Linked DNA regions of Homo sapiens: region 1 is linked to region 2. The links are chromatin loops, found by intact Hi-C in ENCODE. Cell type or tissue: PC-3. All regions are shown on one strand.

Region 1 (2,500 bases), 310 kb after region 2:
TGGGCAAGTTATTTAACTTTTCTGAGCCACAGTTTCCTAATCTGAAACAGGGGCACGATAACTTTTGCCTGATAAAATGTTGTAACGTGATATGGCAGTTGGGAAAGATCTAGTACTTAATAAATCTTTTTTTTTTCTTTTTCTTTTTTTTTTTAGATGGAGTCTCGCTTTGTCACTCAGGCTGGAGTGAAGTGGCATGATCTTGGTTCACTGCAACCACTGCCTCCCAGGTTCAAGCAATCCTCCTGCCTCAGCCTCCGGAGTAGCTGGGATTACAGGTGCCTGCCACCATGCCCGGCTAATTTTGTGTGTGTTTTTAGTAGAGACGGGATTAAGTCACGTTGGCCAGGCTGGTCTCAAACTCCTGGTCTCAAGTGATCCACACACCTTGGCCTCCAAAAATGCTGGGATTACAGGCGTGAGCCACCGCGCCTAGCCAATAAATCTTCATTAATCTCAATGTTGCCTTCTTTGTGGCAGAGTCTCTTCCTGTTTAGCTTAAGGACTTGTAGTGTTCCAAGGAACTACAGCGACTAGATGATACTGCCCCTAAAATTATGTACATCTTATCTTAGAACCTTTAAAATAAGACATCTGTCATTTCTCAAGAAGGACAATAATAAGATCTGTAGTAGGTAGCAAATTTTGATCCTGAGCAGGTAGCTTAGGACGCCAATTTCATTAACTTCCCACCGGTTTATCTTCTGGGGCAATGAAGGATTAATTTAAAAAGTACTACATCCTGAAGACTGAAAAGAGTTTTACGGAAGAGCATATACAAGTTCATGAGTACCTTCTCTATTGGGTATATGTGGGCTGTGGGCTGTGGGTTGAGAGCAGCTACCCAGAGGCATAAAAGCATTCTCATAAGTTGCAAAGCAGGTACAACGCTAATTGAATTTGTTCTGCTCAGATGACATACTCTCCAGGAAAGAAAAAAAAAATGTTTTCCTGCTGTGAAATTGGTTTGCTGGTGTTCTGACAAATGAAAGCCTTATAGTAAAGGCATCAACTTTAATTATTCATTTCTATTTGCTTAAAGACATATTCTTATGTGACATACATATGCTCATACATTTCCTTGTTGTAACAACATGAACTAAATAAGTCACTTTCACACATAAATGAAACTCCATGAATTATTATTGCTAACGCACGTTCTCTATATTATTCAGCTGGAGAAAAAGTAATGTTTGTGTAATGGGGAAGAATTACAGAGCGAAAGATGAGGATCTTTTTAGTGTTTTTTTCAGGTAGACAGGAAAAAAGGCAAAGGCTACCATCTGCTATTACTGATGATATTACTGAGGAATTGATACATTTCTATCTATAGAGATTTATTAATGTACAACTGGTTCTACAACTTTATTTGTTCAGTCTACATAACCAAAATGAGGCTTCAAGTCCGGAAGTTCCCTGTTACCCAAGGCAAACGTATTAGGGTCTGTTCTGCCATCTGGTGTTCTTTGAAGGAAACATCCACAGAGGCATTATGAGATAAATAGCCAGTGTTGCCTATGTTGGTGGTGGGTGTTACAACCTCGATGAAAAGCAATTCCAGAATCTCTGCCAAATTCCAATAGGAGATAATTTGAGAATATATATTAAGAAGAAAAATATACATACCCTTGGAGTACCAATTTCACTTTTATGAATTCATCTTTTGGATATATTTATACATGTGCACAAAGAAATGTATATAAAAATATTCCTAGCAGTACTGTTGGTAATAGCAGAAGATTGGAAACAAGCTAAACATCCATGAGTAGGGTACCAGTTAAATAAATTGTGACATATTCCTACAATGGATATAGTATAGCATGTTGTTGTTTGAAAAAAAAGTCAAATCTATATTTACAGATATGAAATGATCACCAAGACACACACACACACACACACACACACACACACACACACATATATATGTGTATATATATATATTTTGTTTTGTTTTGTTTTGTTTTGTTTTAGATAGAGTCTCACTCTGTCACCCAGGCTGGAGTGCACTGGTGTGATCTTGGCTCACTGCATCCTCCGCCACCCTGGTTCAAGTGATTCTCCTGGCTCAGCCTCCCAAGTAGCTGGGACTACAGATGCATGCCACCACACCCGGGTAATTTTTGTATTTTTGGTAGAGACAGAGTTTCGCCATGTTGGCTAGGCTGGTCTCGAACTCCTGACTTCAGGTGATCTGCCCGCCTCAGCCTCCCAAAGTGCTGGGATTACAGGCATGAGCCACCACACCTGGCACCAAAACATTGTTAAGTGAAATAAACATGATCAAGAACAATGTGTATCGGTAGGGTGTGGTGGCTCACACCTGTAGTTCCAGCACTTTGGGAGGCCAAGGGGGGCGAATAATCTGAGGTCAGGAGTTCGAGACCGGCTTGGCACCAACATGGCAAAACCCCGTCTCCACCAGAAATACAAAAATTAGCCAGTCATGGTGCATGCGCCTGTAGTCTCAACTACCCTGGAGGTTGATGCAGGAGAATCACTT
Region 2 (2,500 bases):
CCATGGCAACAGCAGTAAGTGCACTGAAGACAGATTTCTGCAGCGCCAGCCTTCCTGGCCTCCAGTACCCTGCTGAGCAACAAGCAGAGGACCCAGCACCCGCACTCAAGCTTCCTAAACCACGAATTACTCCTCACCAGCACCCAAAAGCAGCTCCCAGAACAAGCTGGTGGAAAATGTAGTGGGGAAAACACTAACCTCTACCACAAATAAAGACTCTGCACATCTATTTTTTGGGGGTTTTTTGAGACAGAGTCTTATTCTGTCGTCTAGGCTGGAGTGCAGTGGTGCCATCTCAGCTCACTGCAACCTCTGCCTTTGGGGTTCAAGTGATTCTCATGCTTCAGCCTCCCTAGCAGCTGGGATTACAGGTGTGTGCCACCATGCCCAGCTAATTTTATAATTTTACTAGAGATGGGGTTTCATCGTGTTGGCCAGGCCAGTCTCGAACTACTGACCTCAAGTGATCTGCCTGCCTCAGCCTCCCAAAGTTCTGGGATTACAGGCATGAGTCACCACGCCAGACCTCTGCTGGTCTATTATTTAATGCAGTCCAATGTATTAACATTTTCCTTTACACTTAGTGCTTTTTATAATCCGTTTAAGAATTTTTCCAGGAAACACATAGAAATATTGTACATTATCTCTCTTCCCCATCCACTGGCTCACGAAGATCTTGGTTGTATCACAGTCATGGCATGAATCAGATTTTTGGACTTCTTCCCATCTGATTTTCACTTATAGGAATTTTTCAAATCGTTCTTAAATAAACCTAATAAGGATGTTTTCCCAAACGCAGGTTACCTTGGCATCAAATTTCTCAAGTGTCTGGCTCCGAGGTGGATCTGGAATTTTCAGCCTCTTTGTGATGTTAGCAGGGCTTTTTATTTCCATGAAATCTTGAGGTAACAGAGGGTAGGGAGGAGAGAGCAAACACTGACATCCCAGACTGGGAAAGGGGAGAGATGGTGGAAACTGAGACCAAAACACTAAAAACTGCTGGGTCCATTTTTCTTCCCACTGGGAATTCAGGCAACAGCATCAAGGGCTGGTACAAGGCATAGCCTCGGAGACAGACCTGCCTGTGGCCTGGCAGGATCTCCTGCTTAAGGGCCTTATTGCCCTGCTTCATTAACAGCCACGGCTTAGCAACAATCTGCCAGCAGGGGTCAGTCTCGGTCGCCACACAGAAGCCAGGAGGCTCTCTCCAGCTACAAAGCCACGCTCTGGAATGTTCCAGAAGTTGTTCGGTGCCACTGCACAACACTCAGCTTCTCTTCCTATCTTGTCACCTCGGCACCTGTTTCCTAGTTTTTCAAGATTGCATTTCATACTTAGAGAAATTAATTACCTTATATTCCTGTGGCAGAATTTCATACTGAGCTAAATAATTATACCAAGTTCCCCATATCATGTATAAAACCTCCCTTTCCCTTGATTTTCCTTACGGTAGCAGAAAGGTCGACCTTTTCCATATTTTAAAATTAAGGAAAGGACGCATTCTTACTTGCAGTGGAAAATGTACAAATATTACATAATGTGACAATTGTATTTTCTAATATTCCCATTGAGGGTTTAGTTATCTATGGGATAAATTTCTTTTTTCTCTCTAAATTACAAAACATCCTTTCATTAAGCATCTTGCCCCAAACAGCTCCTCTCAAAGTCCCTGGGAGGCTGGCAAGGGGCTCATGGCCTATACTGCCTAACCCCAAGCTCTCCTTGGACTTACTCGGAGGCTGTGTCCCAAACACCAAACAGTAGGGGCACCTGCACTGAGACCAGGAAAGCAAATCTGATGTCAAAAAGGTGTAGAATGAAGAATCTATTTCTACTTTAAATTTGAGGGTGGCTCTTTTTCAAGACACACTGCTGAATTAACAAACAGTTCTGGTCTAATAAATGATTATATTTCATGCTAGAAGGATATAACTATACTTAGTAGGTTACCTTTTCCTAAAAAATAAAATAAAATTCCCCCATGGATCTAAGTCCCATCAAATACAACATTCAGGAGGGCATAAGTTCTCATTTCCCAAAGTGGGGAAAGCTGTTGCAAAAAAAAAAAAAAAAAAAAAACCAAAAAACAACAACAGTTCTTCACAATGCCTGTCTTCCAACAAGTCTGTCTTACTGGTATTTTAAAGTGTGCTCATCTAAAAGTATATTCTCTGCTTCTTTCTCCCTAAAACATAAAAAATATTTCTAAAGCTAATGGCATCCATCTTCTTTCCACTTCTGGACTGATAAAACCTCAAAAGAAAAAAAGTAAGGGAACTTTGAGATGGGCAACAGAGCCCATCTGCCCGTTCCCTGGGATGGGGCTGGGTCACTCTGAAAGAAGGAATCCAGGTATCATCAGCAGATCTGAAAGGGGCCATAGAGGAAATGTGTTCAAGAGTGCATCTTAGCCCAAGGGTGCTGAGAGAGGGTCCAGGAAGACAAGGTATCCAAGGACTCTGGATACCCCACCTATCCGTCCTACCCCTTGCAGCTACAA

What was found. A loop is a pair of places that touch in the nucleus more often than their neighbours do. Peaks named below come from ENCODE experiments on the same cell type or tissue, not always from the same donor. Only the 100,000 strongest peaks of a DNase experiment are listed, where the experiment ranks them.
Region 1: it touches region 2 in a loop (8-fold over the local background); 77 of 110 quality-filtered maps call a loop at or near these places.

The regions. Positions count from the first base shown.
Region 1 is chr17:66,254,184-66,256,683 of GRCh38, reverse strand. No RefSeq gene overlaps it. Among named protein-coding and RNA genes, the nearest start is that of APOH, 26 kb to the right of the region's middle. In PC-3, a CTCF peak has its summit at 1,462 (motif pointing left); a DNase peak (open chromatin) is centred at 1,443.
Region 2 is chr17:66,566,060-66,568,559 of GRCh38, reverse strand. The region is part of intron 3 of PRKCA (protein kinase C alpha); the gene reads right to left. Among named protein-coding and RNA genes, the nearest start is that of PRKCA-AS1, 150 kb to the right of the region's middle. In PC-3, CTCF peaks have their summits at 941 and 1,156 (motif pointing right); DNase peaks (open chromatin) are centred at 719 and 1,149; H3K4me3 peaks cover 376 bases; H3K27ac peaks cover 2,014 bases.